Linked DNA regions of Homo sapiens: all the other regions are linked to region 1. Evidence: chromatin contacts called from ENCODE Hi-C or POLR2A ChIA-PET data. All regions are on one chromosome and are shown on one strand. Each heading gives the region's core, a stretch centred on a gene start or an enhancer-like site at or near the end of the contact. The rest is flanking DNA. Distances are from core to core; before and after follow the strand shown. Region 1 holds the start of PGD (phosphogluconate dehydrogenase). Region 2 holds the start of LINC02606 (long intergenic non-protein coding RNA 2606). Region 3 holds the start of TMEM201 (transmembrane protein 201). Region 4 holds the start of PIK3CD (phosphatidylinositol-4,5-bisphosphate 3-kinase catalytic subunit delta). Region 5 overlaps CLSTN1 (calsyntenin 1).

Region 1 (2,923 bases), core at 142-2,641:
CCCTTTGCCTCATTGGCCAAGAAATCATCAACTTTGGAGACAGTCCTATTAAAAGCACAGACCTAGAAGGACAAAAGTCCTGAGTAGGAGATCCAGGACACACAAGACTTTCAGACTGTGGCCAAAGTAACAATGACCTTTCCATTCAACCCAAGTTCTGGGGAGGTCAGACCTGCCTTTGCCTTTTCTTCCCCCAGCTGTGGGAGGCTCACTGTAAAGTTATGTCACCTCAGTAGGATGAAAACGGCGGACAACCGAGGCGAAGGCCAACTACCCCCGGTGTGTCAGGTAGAATCCACACCCAACGTGTTAGGACTCAAAATCAAATCCAGGAACTGGCCGGTTCAACAGGCTCTATCTGTTGTTATTGATCATCCTGGCGTCTAAGCCACTTTAACATTTAGAAGAAACATTTTCACTCTCCCCAGATCTCATCAGGCAATCAAGTTAGAGCTCTACACAGCCAGCAAGGGTTCTCCTCCCGCACCCTTCTTCTCTACTTAAGACACTAATTCGTTCATTCGGGCTGTGAACCTCACGGACCCACAGGCACACTCCGCAGGACTAAGTTCGGGATCGGCCCGCCCACGCCTACAGGGTGCTTCTCCTTTCCATACAAAAATGCCACGAGCAGCAACAGAGCACATTAGCAAAGCACGGCCAGGAGACCCGTAAGCTCCCAAACCTATCGCCGGCCTCGGCTAAAGCGCCCGGGAACCAGAGAGAAGACAACGCGCCCACGCCGCTTACCACAAAGCCGTGGTCATTCATGTTCAGAATTAAGTTCTGGCCCATGACGGCCAATCCGATCAGCGCGATGTCAGCTCTAGAGAGGCAGAAACAGAACAAAGGAAAGAGTCAGCACCGCTCGACGCGCTGCAACCCAGGGGTCCGGTCCTTCCACATTTGGCCGTGACTGGGAGTCTGCACTTTCCTCCGCGCCTCCCGCGGGCCCCCAGAAGCCGGGCGCGCACGCTGCAGAGCCTCGGCCGGGCAGGCGGCCCCCAGCCCCGCCCTCGCGCCCGGCTCCCGCTGGCACGCGTCCCGCAGGTGTCCCTGCAGACTCGGCGAGGCCTGGCCGCGCCTCCTCCCTGGCCCTCGAAGGGACCCGCCCCGCCCCATGCCTGCGCGGCCGAGAGGGCAGGGGGCCGGGCCCGCAGGGAAGGAGCTCTGGGCCCGAGACGCCGTAGGGCCAGGGTCACAGAGCCCCAAGTGAGCTCAGGCGACCCCCAGGGTGGGAGGCGTCGGAGAGAACGAGGGAGATCTCGACCCCCAAAGAGTTCCCCGCCCGCTGAGGCCGAGCCGGGCTGCCCCTGGCGAGTCACTCACTGGGCCATGGCGGCGGACAGAGCAGAACCGAAGAGCGGCGACGCGCGGAGGACGAGTGAGGGAAAGACCCGCAGCGGCTCCCTCCAGAAACTGCGGCCGCTCACGCCCGGCTTTTCGGCGCCGGCCAATCGAATGGAAGGGGGTGGAGCCATGAAGCCACACCATTGGCTCTCCCCGACGCCTGTTAGACCATCCGAGGCAAACGTGCCCGCCCACCCCCGGGGGCCGGATCAGTGGAGCGCCGAGCACCTAGATGACATTGCCCCGGCGAGGCTCCGGGCTCCCCGCCCACGCGCAGAGCTTTCCGCTCGTCCCAGCTGCACCTCGGTCCTGCAGGCCGTCCGCCTGGCGCAGCTGTAGCCATAGCAACTCACGCAGGACCGCGCTTTACAGTTTACCAGGCACTCGGACGCCTTTGGCGCGAGCGCCCGTCGCTCCTTCCTCAGGTCACTGCGGTGCACCGTGCGGGTCCGCGTCGTGTCCTCCGCTCCGGAGCAGGGACCGGGCGTGCTCGTTCAGTCCTGTGCGCACTCGGAATGGGGCCGGGGAAGGCTGAGCCTCAGGGCGACCCTGATGTGGAGCCGTGCGACCGCTCACTGCGGTTGAAGAGACCCAGGCGCAGACAGCGCAGGCGGGGTATGTATTGGTTGGAGTATGATGGGGTCAGGACTTGAGTCTTTTACCCAGGCCCGGAGTTAACGGTATTGAACCCCTTCTCATTTTGTAGAGGCTATGTGACCCGCGAGATGGACCAGGTTAAATGCAGAGGCAGATACAAAAAACCAGCCATCTTAAGCCAGACATTTGCAAAGTAGCCAAGCAGCGCTTCTTATCTTACTGAGTCCCTTCTTGCTAGGAGGAAATTGTTATTCAGAAGTTTGAGTTTTAGATTTTTTTTGTTTTTTTTGAGACGGAGTCTCGCACTGTCGCCCGGGCTGGAATGCAGTGGTGTGATCTCAGCTCACTGCACCTTCCGCCTCCCGGGTTCAAGCAATTTTCCTGCCTCAGCCTCCCAAGTAGCTGGGATTACAGGCGCCCGCCACCACGCCCAGCTAATTTTTGTATTTTTAGTAGAGATGGGGTTTCACCATCTTGGCCAGGCTGGTCTCAAACTCCTGACCTCGTGATCCGCCCGCCTTGGCCTCCCAAAGTGCTGAGATTACCGGCGTGAGCCACCGTGCCCGGCCTTTTTTTGATGTCATTGTTGAGATGGAGTCTGGCTGTGTCTCCAGGCTGGAGGGCAGTGGCGCGATCTGGGCTCACTGCAACCTCCACCTCCCAGGTTCAAGCGATTCTCCTGCCTCAGCCTCCCAAGTAGCTGGGACTACAGGTGTGTGCCACCATGCCCAGCTAATGTTTTTATTTTTAGTAGAGACAGGGTTTCACCATGTTGGCCAGGCTGGTCTCGAACTCCTAACCTCAAGTGATCCACCCACCTCAGCCTCCCAAAGTTCTGGGATTAGAGGTGTGAGCCACTGTGCCCGGCCGGTTTTTAATTTTTATAAAGACCAGGTCTTTGCTCTGTTGCCCAGGCTGGAGTGCAGTGGCATGACCATAGCTTACTGCAGCCTTGAACTCCTGAGGTCGAGCAATC
Region 2 (2,923 bases), core at 120-2,619, 970 kb after region 1:
AGCCCTGGGGATAACTGAGGACAAGTTCCAGGCAGAGGTAAAGGCAAGTTCAGGATCCCAGAGGCAGAAGCAAGCCTGGCAGAATGGCCACTGTGGCTGGTGTTAAGTGAGAACGGAGACAAGAAAGGAAAGGTCTAGAACAGAGGCCTGGCCGTGTGGAACACTTCTAGCCATGGTAAAGGTTTGGCTTTTACTCTGAGACAGGAGGCCTGGTAGTTTTTGCACAGAGGAGGCACATGATATGACTTTTAACAGAATTACTGAGGTTGTTATGTAAACACAGACTGACGGGGTGGGAGCAGAGGAAGGACCAGCTAGGCAATTACAATAATCCAGGTGAGAGATGGGGGCTTGGTCTAAGATGCTGTTAGTGGATACCGGATTCTGGGGAAAAAAGAAAAGCCAATAGGATCTGCTGACAGATTTGACACGGGATGAAGAACTCTAAGTTTACAGCCTGAGAAGCCAGAAGGATTTTTCTTGAGGATGAATTCCAGGCTGGAGCTATAAGGAGGGGAGTCATCAGCACATAGTCTTTAAAGCCATGAAACCCGATGAAATCATCAAGAGATTAAGCGAAAAGAAAGAGAAGTCCAAGGAGCCAGTGCTGGGGGTACTGATACATTTAGAGGTCAGGAAAAAGAGGAGAGGCTAGCAAAAGAAACAGAGAAGGTGGGGCAGGGATGGAGGAGAAAAACAAGCGTGTGCACTGCCAAAAGCCAAGTGAAGAAAGTTTTGCGGAGGAGAGGGTGATAAACTGTATCAAAAATTGCTGATAGAGCAGGTAAGAGGAGGACTTGGGAGAGACTGAGTTTGGCTGGAGGGAGTTCAACAGAGTGGGAGGAGAGAGCTGGACAAAGAATATATACACTCTTCCAAGGAGTTACGGTATTCAGAAAGCGAAGGGATGGGGTGGGAGCTGGAGCCACCACAGGGTTCTCAGGAAGGGGGAAATTACATGTTTATATGCTGATGGGAACGATCCCTTCGAGAAGAAGTTAAGGCTCAAAAAGGTCAGGTTATCCCGGCACCAGTCTGGTCCAAACTCTTCTTCCCACCCCTAAACTACTGAAGTGATACATTTAAGTCTTCCCAGCCCTCCTGCCTTACACGAAATCCGATTAGGGCAGTTTGCATTTTTACTTTAATGGGGACATGTGATATTTAGCACCTTCGGTCAAGACGCCCCTCAAATAGGTTTTCGGGCTCTGCGTCCCAGCACGGCCTCCCGCGCGCTTTCGAAACGTCACCCTTGTCAGCTGTCCAGTTTTCCTCCAATCCCGCCTCGGGGGCGGGGCTGGCGCACCGTCTCTACAGCAACGCCTTAGCCAGAGGGTGCTCAGGTTTTCGGGACCGCGCGTGGCGCTCTCAGATGACGTCACACACCCGCGGCGCTTGCGTGACGTAAGCCCTGCTCAGTAAGAAGGCTCCGCAGGTCGGCAGGTAGGAAGAGCACTACCTCGCACACTGCGCATGCGCCACCTCGGGTGGCCTCAAGGTTGCTGTCGGGAGTTGGGTTTGAGGTCGGCTCCCTCTGGCTGCTGTCTCTTTAACCTGAACTAGAGAAGTCCTCCGCGATGCTGCAGTTTCCCGCTGGCTTTCTCGGAGCCACCTTGCGGGCAGATATCCGAGAATCAGAGTTCATTCTCTTCATCTTGCCCATCTCTTACCTCTGCTGGCGAGTTCTTCGTTGCATCCCAGTCTGAAAGTGCTAGTCGAACTCCCAATTTGCTGTTGCCCGCAAGCTTCCTCTAGCAGGTCATCTCCCTTCGAAACAGATGCTTTCAAATCTTGTGTCCTGGAAAGATTAGTAACCGTGCTCTTTAGCACTGGTGTTTGTAAGGGTAACCAGGCTACAACTGAGGACCTGAGAATTTCGGCTTTGAATCAAGTACTTGAGCTTTTACGTGCTAGGACCCGTGACTTTTGTTCACTGCTCGTGACTCTTTCTGTCTTCTTTCACATTTTTAGCCAGGATCCAGTTGGCCTTACTAAGTAAATGACCTCCAGAAAAATGAAGTATCGGCCAGGCGTGGTGGCTCACACCTGTTACCCCAGCACTGTGGGAGGCCGAGTTGGGCGGATCACTTGAGGCCAGCCTGGCCAACATGGTGAAACCCCGTCTCTACTAAAAATACAAAAATTAGCCAGGCGTGGTGGTGCACGCCTGTAATCCCAGCTGCTCCGGAGGCTGAGGCAGGAGAATCGCTTGAACCCGGGAGGTGGAGGTTGCAGTGAGTCGAGCTGGCACCACTGGACTTCAGCCTGACCGACGGTGAGACTCCGGCTCAAAAGAAACAAAAACAAACAAACAAACAAAGAAAAATAAAGTATCACTGTTCTAAAACTTAGAATTCCTTTACGTATTCATTGGCTGACATTGATTAAGCACCTATGCTTTTTTTTTTTTTTTTTTTTTTTGAGACAGAGTCTTGCTCTGTCAACCAGGCTGGAGTGCAATGGCGAGATCTCGGCTCACTGCAACCTCTGCCTCCCGGGTTCAAGCAATTCTCCTGCCTCAGCCTCCCGAGTAGCTGGGACTACAAGCACCCATTCTTTCCTGGATACTGTGCTGAACCTGGGGGCTACAGTGAGGATGACATCTGTCTCTGACATCATGGCACATTTAGGTGGTTAATTCAAGAAACATTGAAGTCCCACCTGTTTGCTAGGTACAGTTTAGATTATAAATGCTCATTGAAAGAATGAAGTGTGAACTAAGATCTAGCATGAGGCTGGGATTCGGTTTGAATTGAACCTTGGCCCTGCTCCTTAGGCGCTGTATGAGCTGGGGTGACTTCTGAACCCTCCTGCACATCTATTTCATGATTCATAGAAATGGGCATAATAATGCCTACTTCCTTAAGGTATCATGAGAGTTAAACCTCATGCTATGGTTTGGGGAGTCTTTTGTTTCCACTTC
Region 3 (2,923 bases), core at 117-2,616, 810 kb after region 1:
CCTGGGTATAAAACCACCGGCTTGGACAAGCTGGTCCTGCAGATGCTCAACTTCCAGGAATCCAGCAGAAACCGACATGGAGAGACTTGGGTTGTCAGGGACCTCTGGGCTGGGGTCACTCAATCCCCAGCTACCCTCCTCAGTCACATCTGGCCCATCCTCCAGACACAGCTGATGTCCCTCCCATGCCTTCCTCCTCTGGGAAGCCTCTGTGACTCAACCACCTGTACTTCTTTTTCCCCGTTTCCCCCCTGGAGGAGAGAAGCAGCACCGGTATGTGTTAAGGAAGAACAAACAGACCAGCCAGACGATCAGGGTTCAAACCCCAGCTCTGCCACTTGCTGCTGAGTGGGCAAGTCCCTTCTCCCCTTTTTCCTAAGGGTGTGAGCTCATTGCATCCCTTGCCGAAGCTGCAAACCCATCCACTCTTTCTAGGATGTTCTCACAACCCCACTTTCCCCCCTGCCCTCTGGAAAGGTGGATCAAGTGGAGAAACAGTAAGCTACCTGCGAGGCTCTGCTGAAGCAACAGGCCACTAAGCTTTTATGCCTGGCGATGGAGGCCGATGAAAGAGGCCGGATCTGAACCCGGGGGCCCGCATGGCCCGTGAGCCGGGCAGGGAGGAGGGTGGCCCCGGCCCGTCTTGAACTGTTTGGAGGCATCTCAGGCCTTGCCCACCTCTGGGAGGCAGCCCAGCCTCGGGGTCTGCCCTGCAGATTCCATCGGCTCAAACCATGATTCCTCTCATTAACAGCAAGTTACTGAGCCTCCCTGTCCCTCAGCTGCTCTAGCGTAAGCAGGGGCTGTGGCTCTGAAACGCGCGGATGCGAGGCGTGTAGAAAAACGCCCGGGACGTCACATGCCGAGCAGCAACCGCCAGCCGCGATCGCCAGCATCGCCGTGCACCGGGGCCCAGCACGGGGCTGAGGGCAGGGGCGGCCCGTGCGCACCGGCTCCAGCCCCCCGCGGCTCCCGGAGGAAGTTTGTGGCCCCCGCGCGGCGCTCTCGCCCGCGCCCCACGTTCCCGGAGTCCCCGCCGCTCCACTCGACTCCGCAGCCGCTTCCCGACTGCAGTCTCAACCCGGTCTCGGGGGGCGGCGGCGCGCGCCGGGGGTCTCCGCGCGCCCGCGGGCAGCCCGGGTCCCGGCCGAGGGGGGCAGCGGGCCGGGGCGGCGCGGGGGCGGGCCTGGCGGGCGGCGCAGAGGGCCGCGTGGGGCCGAACCATGCACTCACCTCCGCGCGATCCGGTAGAGCAACACGCCGGCCGCGGCGCACGCCGTGACCCCCAGGCCGCCGGCCAGGCCGGCCGTGGGGCAGCGGGCCAGCAGCGCGCTCACTCCCTCCATGGCTCTCCGCGTGGAAGGACGGCAGGCCGGCAGGGGGGTAGGCGGGTAGGCGGGTAGGCGGGTAGGCGGGCAGGCGGGCAGGCGGGCAGGCGGGCAGGAGGCGGTGACGCCGGGGGCGCGGGCCGCAGGCGGGACGCGGGGCGGCGACGCGCGCCTCCTCGCGCCGTGACCTTCGCCGCTTTGTAGCGGGCGCGGGCCCGCCCCCTGACTCGGCGCGCTCCCGTCGCGCAGCCAATCGGGACGAGGGGTGAGCCCGGGTGGGCGGGGCGGCGGCGGAAGCGACAGAGCCGGCCGGGGAGCGCCCCCGCGCGGCCGGAGGTGGAAGGCGGCGCGGGGAGGGCGGGGCACGGAGCCCTGTAGGAAAGCCCCGCCTTCTGCCTCCCGCGCCAGCCGCCAGGCCCGGAGGTCTGGCTGCAGACAGTCCACCGAGCTTCTGCTAAGGGGAGCATCTCCAGAGTACGCAACTGCTTGTAATTAGTCTTTTTCCCCCTCGCTAATCCTGTCTAGTCAAACCCAGCCTATGCGCCCAGTGCTGTTTAGCAGCTCCTTGAGCCGCTCTAATGGTTGAAAAACTAGCTTTTTAGAAACACGATCATCCACGGATAGGGACATGGTTGAATAAATCATAGGACAGCCATAGTTCGGAACATAATGCAACCATTAGAAAGAATGCCAGATCCAGGCAGGGCGCGGTGGCTCACGCCTGTAATCCCAGCACTTTGAGAGGCCGAGGCGGGCGGATCACGAGGTCAGGAGATCGAGACCATCCTGGCTAACACGGTGAAACCCCCTCTCTACTAAAAATACAAAAAATTAGCCGGGCGTGGTGGCGGGCGCCTGTAGTCCCAGCTACTCGGGAGGCTGAGGCAGGAGAATGGCGTGAACCCGGGAGGCGAAGCTTGCAGTGAGCCGAGATCGCGCCACTGCACTCCAGCCTGGGCGACAAAAGCGAGACTCCTTCTCAAAAAAGAAAGGAAAGGCAAGGAAAGAGAGAGAGAGAGAAAGAAGGAAGGAAGGAAGAAAGGAAAGAAGGAAGGAAAGAAGGAAAGAAAGAAAGGAAGAAAAGAAAAGAAAGCCAGATCTGGAGTTATTGGCATAGATGGATGATACATTGTTTTTAAAAAGCAACATGCAGGCAGGGCGCGGTGGCTCACACCTGTAATTCCAGCACTTTGGGAGGCCGAGGCGGGCGGATCACCTGAGGTCAGAAGTTCAAGACCAGCCTGGGCAACATGGTGAAACCCCATCTCTACTGAAAATACAAAAATTAGCCGGGCGTGGTGGTGCACACCTGTAATCCCAGCTACTCGGGAAGCTGAGGCACAAGAATCGCTTGAACCTGGGAGGCGGAGGTTGCAACGAGTCAAGATTGTGCCGCTGCATTCCAGCCTGGTGACAGGAGACTCCTTCTGAAAAAACAAAAACGACAACAAAAAAGCAACATGCAGGCCGGGCACATGGTGGCTCACGCCTGTAATTCCAGCATTTTGGGAGGCCGAGGCAGGCGGATCACAAGGTCAGGAGCTGGAGACCATCCTGACCAACATGGTGAAACCTGGTCTCCACTAAAAATACAA
Region 4 (2,923 bases), core at 119-2,618, 750 kb after region 1:
CACACCCGCCCACATCCACGTGCGGCTGTGCCCAGCATCTCAGAGGTAGGACTTCTCAGGAATCGGCGGGAAGAAGCCCCCTTGATGGAGTCTGGTGGGGTTCAAGATCTGCAGGTCCCACCTTCCAGGGAACACCTGCACAAGTGAGACCTGCCCGATCAGCCCCGCGCTCCATCCGCAAACTGGGCAGATCCCAAGGGTGCCACGCGAGGACCCTGCACCTTGGCCGCTCCAGGGCGCCCCCCACCCGCGACCCCGGAAATCTCGCCCCTACCTGCTTCACCCTCGCCCCACCCACAGCGCACTTTTCGGGACCTCCCAGCGGCCCTTCCCCGGTTCTCTGGACCCCCGTCTCCCCGCCCTGCAACGCCCCCATCCTGGTGCCCACGAAAGGTCGTCCCAGTTCCCCTCTTCTCTACCTCAAAGGAGGAGGTGCAAATGAGGAAGCCTAAATAAAAACAGGAAACTCGATTTTTTTAAAAAGCCTCATTCAGGCTGAATTACGGGTAAGAGTATTTTTTTAAAAAGTCCGGAAATGCAAAGCTGGGGGCGGTTTTGCCGGCGTAACCCCGGCTCGGCCGCAGATCCGGAGCTGATCTCGCCTGCGCCGCTGCAGCAAACGCGGCGAGCAACGCGGGAGGCCCGGGACTGGGAGGCGGGGCGCGGGTCCACGAGCCGGGAGGAAGCCCCGAAAACTTCCACCCCGGCCCCTCTGCAGCCCCGCTCCCCACTTGCCCAGGCTGGGAAGGGCGCACAGGACCCGGGCGCCGGCGAACTGTGCGCAGCCCTCTCTCCGCGCCAGGGCACTCGGGCGACATCACCAGCGCGCTCTCTGTGGACCCCGCTGCCGTACAGAGGAGGCCCCTGGTCCTCTAGTCAGCGCTCGGAGCGGGCGCACGCGCTGAGCGCTTCCAGTATCCTCGCGCCTCAGCCGGCGCACCGGAGGCCGCACCGCCGCTGTGAGCGCAGCTGAAACCCCGCTGCCGGGCCAGGCGGGCAAGGCGCGCAGTGCAGGCGCCGGGGAGCTGCGCACGCCCCTCTCGGCGGGCCCACGGGGGACGGCCCCGGGCCTCTAGGGCAGCCCCCGCCCAGGTCCCAGCAGCCCGGCCCCCGGGGCTCCCAGGACCCGGCTCGCTAGACTCGGGGAGGCGCCCAGGGCCAGGGCGCACGGGCTGTGTGTGCCGGAGAGACGCCCGCCAGCCAGCCCCGCGCCCCCGAGCGCAGCCGCAGCTCCCAAAGCCCCTGGCCGCGGTCCTCTTCCCACCTCCCCTGACGCAGCCAGCGGCGATCGCTTACCGTCCCGGCGCAGCTGGCAGGGCTGGGCGGCTCTGCTCGCGGCCGCTCGGAGCGACTGCGCTGGGCGCGAGTGAGCCTCGAGGGAGGGAGGCGGGGCGCGCCGGGGCGCCCCGCCTGCCGCCAACCCGCACACTCCACTTCCCACTTTGTTTCCTTTTCACTTGCAACAGGAAAAACAACAGGTCCTCCAGGGCCTCGCCTTCCCCCGCCGCCCACACTCCCCAGTTCGCCTACCGCTAGAGGGGCATCATCCCAGGTGCCTCTGGAAGCTGCACCTTGCTTGCCCTTCTACAAAACAAGTTTTCTTTTTATGCAAAGGAAAACAACGAAATAAAGGTCCTAGGCGCCTTTAAGCGCTCCGCCTTCACGCAGGAAAGAATTTCAGCAGGAGCGGGAGAAAGGCTGAGAGCAGGAGAAGAAGAGGGGGTAACCTGCAGCTCTAGGCACCCAGGGACCCCAAGCGCCATTGCGAGGTGACCAGTGTTGGGGCTCAGGACACACACCCAAAATGTGACTATGGGAGACCAGCGTGTGCCACCCCAAAATATACTTCTTCGCCATATTTTGAAGGGATTATTCTTAGAAACTGCAGGCACAGGAGTAGATCTGAAAAGCTGTCCTTTTGTAAAATGATTTCTATCTATAAAGAAAATCTCCAGGCCTGGCACTGTGGCTCACTCCTGCAATCCCAGCAATTTGGGAGGCCGAGGCGGGAGGATCACTTGAGCCCAGGAATTCAAGCCAGCCTGGGCAACATAGGGAAACCCCCGTCTCTACAAAAAAATTAAAAATTAGCCAGTCGTGGTGGTGCACACCTTGTAGTCCCAGCTACTCGGGAGGCTGAGGTGGGAGGATGGCTTGAGCCAGGGAAATGGAGGCTGCAGTGATCCATGATGGCACCACTGCACTCCAGCCTGGGAAACAAAGTGAGACCCTGTCTCAAAAACAGAAAAGAAAAGGAAAATCTCCATTGGTAAAGTATTAGTATCAGGCGGAGGGCTGCTCAGAGCTAACTTTTCTTACCTGAGAAATTTTATCCGCATAAGAAGACAAGCTTCATTCACCTTACCCTCTCTCCCCTCACTCTCCCTTAACTTGTGTACCACCTCCCCAGGATCCCAAGCCTCTATTCCTTTTTTTCTTTTCTTTTCTTTCTTTTTCTTTTTTCTTTTCTTTTTTTTGAGACAGTCTTGCTCTGTTGTCCAGGCTGGAATGCAGTGGTGCCATCTCGGCTCACTGCAATCTCTGCATCCTGGGTTCAAGCAATTCTCCTACCTCAGCCTCCCAAGTAGCTGGGATTACAGGCACACGCCACGACACCCAGCTGATTTTCATGTTTTTTTGTTTGTTTTTTGTTGTTTTGTTTCTTTGTTTTGTTTATTTTGAGGAATCTTGTTCTGTTGCCCAGGCTGGAGTGCAGTGGCGTGATCTTGGCTCACCACAGCCTCAGCCTCCTGGGTTCAAGCAATTCTCCTGCCTCAGCCTCCTGAGTAGCTGGGACTATAGGTGCACACCACCGTGCCTGGCTAATTTTTGTATTTTTAGTAGAGGTGGGGTTTCGCCATGTTCACCAGGCTGGTCTTGAACTCCTGACCTCATGATCCACCCGCCTCAGGCTCCCAAAGTG
Region 5 (2,923 bases), core at 188-2,687, 600 kb after region 1:
CATGGTGGTGCATGCCTGTAATCCCAGCTACTCGGGAGGCTGAGGCAGGAGAATCACTTGAACCCAGAAGGCAGAGGTTGCAGTGAGCCGAGATCGTGCCACTGCGCTCCAGCCTGGGCAACAAGAGCGAAACTCTGTCTCAACAAAAACAAACGAACAATAATGGTGACCTCACAGAATGAGTTAGGAAGTATTCCCTTTGCTTCTGTAGAGAATTGGTGTAATTTCTTCCTTAAATGTTTGGTACAATTCACCAGTGAACCCATCTGGGTCTGGTACTTTTCGTTTTGGAAGGTTATTAATTGTTGATTTAGTTTCTCTAAGAGATACAGGTCTATTTAGATTGTTTGCTTTTTCTTGGGTGAGTTTTGGCAGATTGTATCTTCCAGGGAATTGATAAATTTCATCTAGGTTATCAAATTTTTAGGCATAGAGTTGTTCATAATATTTCTTATTTATTTACTTTTGAGATGGAGTTTCGCTCTTGTTTCCCAGGCTGGAGTGCAATGGCACGATCTCAGCTTACTGCAACCTCCGCCGCCTGGGTCAAGTGATTCTCCTGCCTCAGCCTCCCAAGTAGCTGGGATTACAGGTGCTTGCCACCATGCCCAGCTAATTTTGTATTTTTAGTAGAGTTGGGGTTTCTCCATGTTGGTCAGGGTGGTCTCGAACTCCTGATCTCAGGTGATCCATCTGCCTCGGCCTCCCAAAGTGCTGGGATTACAGGTGTGAGCCACCGCACCCAGCCTCTTATTTATTTATTTATTTATTTTTGAGACTGAGTCTCACTCTGTTGTCTAGGCTGGAGTGCAATGGTGCAATCTCGGCTCACTGCAGCCTCCGCCTCCCAGGTTCCAGCTATTCTCCTACCTCAGCCTCCTGAATAGCTGGGATTACAGGAGCATGCCACCACACTCCTGGCCAATTTTTTTTGTATTTTTTTTTCTTATTTATTTATTTTATTTTATTTTTATTTTTTTTTTGAGATGGAATCTCACTCTGTCGCCCAGGCTGGAGTGCAGTGGCACGATCATGGCTCACTGCAAGGTCCGCTTCCTGGGTTCACGTCATTCTCCTGCCTCAGCCTCCTGAGTAGCTGGGACTACAGGCGCCTGCCACCACACCCAGCTAATTTTTTTTTTTTTTTTTTTTTTTCTAGTGGAGACGGGGTTTCACTGTATTAGCCAGGATGGTCTTGATCTCCTGACCTCGTGATCCTCCTGTCTCGGCCTCCCAAAGTTCTGGGATTACAGGCGTGAACCACCATGCCCAGCCCCTTTATGTATCTTTTTAATCCATGGGGTCTTATAGCGGTGTTCCTGTTTTCATTTCTGATACTAGGAATTTGTGTCTTCTCTCTTTTTTTTTCATAGTTAGCCTGGCTAGAGGCTTATCAGTTTTATTGATCTTTTCAAAAAACCAGCTTTTGGTTTTGTTGGTTTTCTCTATTGAGTTCCTGTTTTCAGTTTTATTGATTTTTGTTTCAGTTTTTATTTCATTTTCTTCTGCTCTCTTTGTATTTAATCTGCTGATCTTTTTCTAGTTTCCTAAGGTTGAAGCTTATATGATTGATTTTAGCTCTTTCTTTTTTTCTAATATATGTATTAAATGCTTAAGTTTTCCACTAAGCACTGCTTTCACTACATCCCACACATTTTGATAAATTATATTTTCTTTTTCATTTAGTTCAAAACATTTTAAAACTCCTCGATATTTCTTTGTTGATCCACGTGTTACATTTATGTGTGGTTTTTTGTTTGTTTGTTTATTTTGAGACGGAGTCTTGCTCTGTCACCCAGGCTAGAGTGCAGTGGCACGATCTTGGCTCACTGCAACCTCCGCCTCCCGGGTTCAAATGATTCTCCTGTCTCAGCCTCCCAAGCAGCTAGGACTACAGGCACCCACCAGCACGCCCAGCTAATTTTTGTATTTTTAGTAGAGACGGGTTTTCACCATGTTGGCCAGGATGGTCTGGATCTCTTGACCTCATGATCTGCCTGCCTCGGCCTCTCAAAGTGATGGGATTACAGGCGTGAGTCACCGCGCCTGGCATTTTTTTTTTGTTTTTTTGGGAGATGGAGTCTTGCTCTGTTGCCCAGGCTGGAGTGCAGTGGCGCGATATCGGCTCACTGCATAGTCTGCCTCCCGGGTTCACACCATTCTCCTGCCTCAGCCTCCCAAGTAGCTGGGACTACAGGCGCCCGCCACCATGCCCAGCTAATTTTTTGTATTTTTAGTAGAGACGGGGTTTCACCGTGTTAGCCAGGATGGTCTCGATCTCCTGACTTCGTGATCCACCCGCCTCTGCCTCCCAAAGTGCTGAGATTATAGGCGTGAGCCACCGCGCCCGGCTCCCTGGAATTTTTAACTCTCAGAGTTCTGCACATTGAACTCCAGCAGTTTGTCGATTACAGCTTAGGTTTTCCTACCCTGGCACCGGTTCCCATGGAGGTTTCTGCTCTGTAAATTGTGATTCCTTGTGTATTTGCCTGTGTCTCCAATTTTTAAAATTTATGTATTTTTTTCTTTTTTGAGACAGGGTCTTGCTCTGTCACCCAGGCTGGAGTTCAGTGGCACGATCAGGGCTCACTGGATCCTCGACCTCCTGGGCTCAAGTGGTCCTCCCATCTCTGCTCCCTGAGTAGCTGGGACCATGGGCGTGCACCACTATGTCTGGCTAATTTATTTTGATTTAGTAAGAGATGAGGTCTCACTTTGTTGCCAGAATGGGCTCAAACTCCTGGGCTCAAGTGATCCTCCTGCCCCGCCCTCCCAAAGTGTGCTGGGATTACAGGTGCGAGCCATCACACGCAGCCTGTCTCCAATTTTGGGGGGCAGCAATTGCCTTGTGATCTCACTTCTCTTAGGGATCTAAGAATAGTTCTTGATTTTTCAGTTTCTTTGGCTTTTTTACTTGTTATTA

The links. Hi-C counts contacts between places; a loop is a spot of excess contacts on that map. ChIA-PET counts read pairs that join two places held with the same protein, here RNA polymerase II (POLR2A). Pooled maps may share reads with other maps.
Region 2: a map of CD8-positive, alpha-beta T cell shows a loop between it and region 1 (33-fold over the local background). The contact joins the promoter of LINC02606 here to the promoter of PGD in region 1. A Hi-C loop is called at or near these places in 2 of 168 maps with a recorded cell type or tissue (CD8-positive, alpha-beta T cell and naive thymus-derived CD4-positive, alpha-beta T cell) and 8 of 50 pooled maps.
Region 3: a loop to region 1 is called in a pooled map, with 8 times the contacts of the local background. The contact joins the promoter of TMEM201 here to the promoter of PGD in region 1. A Hi-C loop is called at or near these places in 8 of 50 pooled maps. POLR2A ChIA-PET finds 5 or more read pairs at or near these places in 2 of 52 experiments (A673 and WTC11).
Region 4: a loop to region 1 is called in a pooled map, with 5 times the contacts of the local background. The contact joins the promoter of PIK3CD here to the promoter of PGD in region 1. A Hi-C loop is called at or near these places in 4 of 50 pooled maps. POLR2A ChIA-PET finds 5 or more read pairs at or near these places in 2 of 52 experiments (Panc1 and activated CD4-positive, alpha-beta T cell).
Region 5: a loop to region 1 is called in a pooled map, with 4 times the contacts of the local background. The contact joins the enhancer-like site here to the promoter of PGD in region 1. A Hi-C loop is called at or near these places in 2 of 50 pooled maps. POLR2A ChIA-PET finds 5 or more read pairs at or near these places in 2 of 52 experiments (activated B cell and activated CD4-positive, alpha-beta T cell).

The regions. Positions count from the first base shown.
Region 1 is chr1:10,397,532-10,400,454 of GRCh38, reverse strand. PGD (phosphogluconate dehydrogenase) reads right to left here and starts at 1,391. Exons shown (of 13, transcript NM_002631.4): 1 at 1,330-1,391; 2 at 751-826; 3 at 1-62. The coding sequence starts at 1,337. RefSeq lists silencers at 625-801, 894-1,213 and an enhancer at 1,694-2,003.
Region 2 is chr1:9,427,442-9,430,364 of GRCh38, reverse strand. LINC02606 (long intergenic non-protein coding RNA 2606) reads left to right here and starts at 1,369. Exons shown (of 2, transcript NR_104622.2): 1 at 1,369-1,443. RefSeq lists enhancers at 1,124-1,213, 1,274-1,503, 2,002-2,636.
Region 3 is chr1:9,587,354-9,590,276 of GRCh38, reverse strand. TMEM201 (transmembrane protein 201) reads right to left here and starts at 1,366. Exons shown (of 11, transcript NM_001130924.3): 1 at 1,234-1,366. The coding sequence starts at 1,346. RefSeq lists silencers at 921-990, 1,151-1,350, 1,361-1,770.
Region 4 is chr1:9,650,176-9,653,098 of GRCh38, reverse strand. It overlaps PIK3CD (phosphatidylinositol-4,5-bisphosphate 3-kinase catalytic subunit delta), which reads right to left and starts at 1,368. Exons shown (of 24, transcript NM_005026.5): 1 at 1,297-1,368. It overlaps PIK3CD-AS1 (PIK3CD antisense RNA 1), which reads left to right. Exons shown (of 2, transcript NR_027045.1): 2 at 1-489. RefSeq lists an enhancer at 316-385 and a silencer at 566-1,455.
Region 5 is chr1:9,798,790-9,801,712 of GRCh38, reverse strand. All of the region lies in intron 1 of CLSTN1 (calsyntenin 1), which reads left to right. Among named protein-coding and RNA genes, the nearest start is that of CLSTN1, 24 kb to the left of the region's middle. Within about 2 kb of position 1,437, at least 4 of the 41 ENCODE cell types and tissues checked have a DNase peak (open chromatin) inside an H3K27ac peak, as active enhancers do.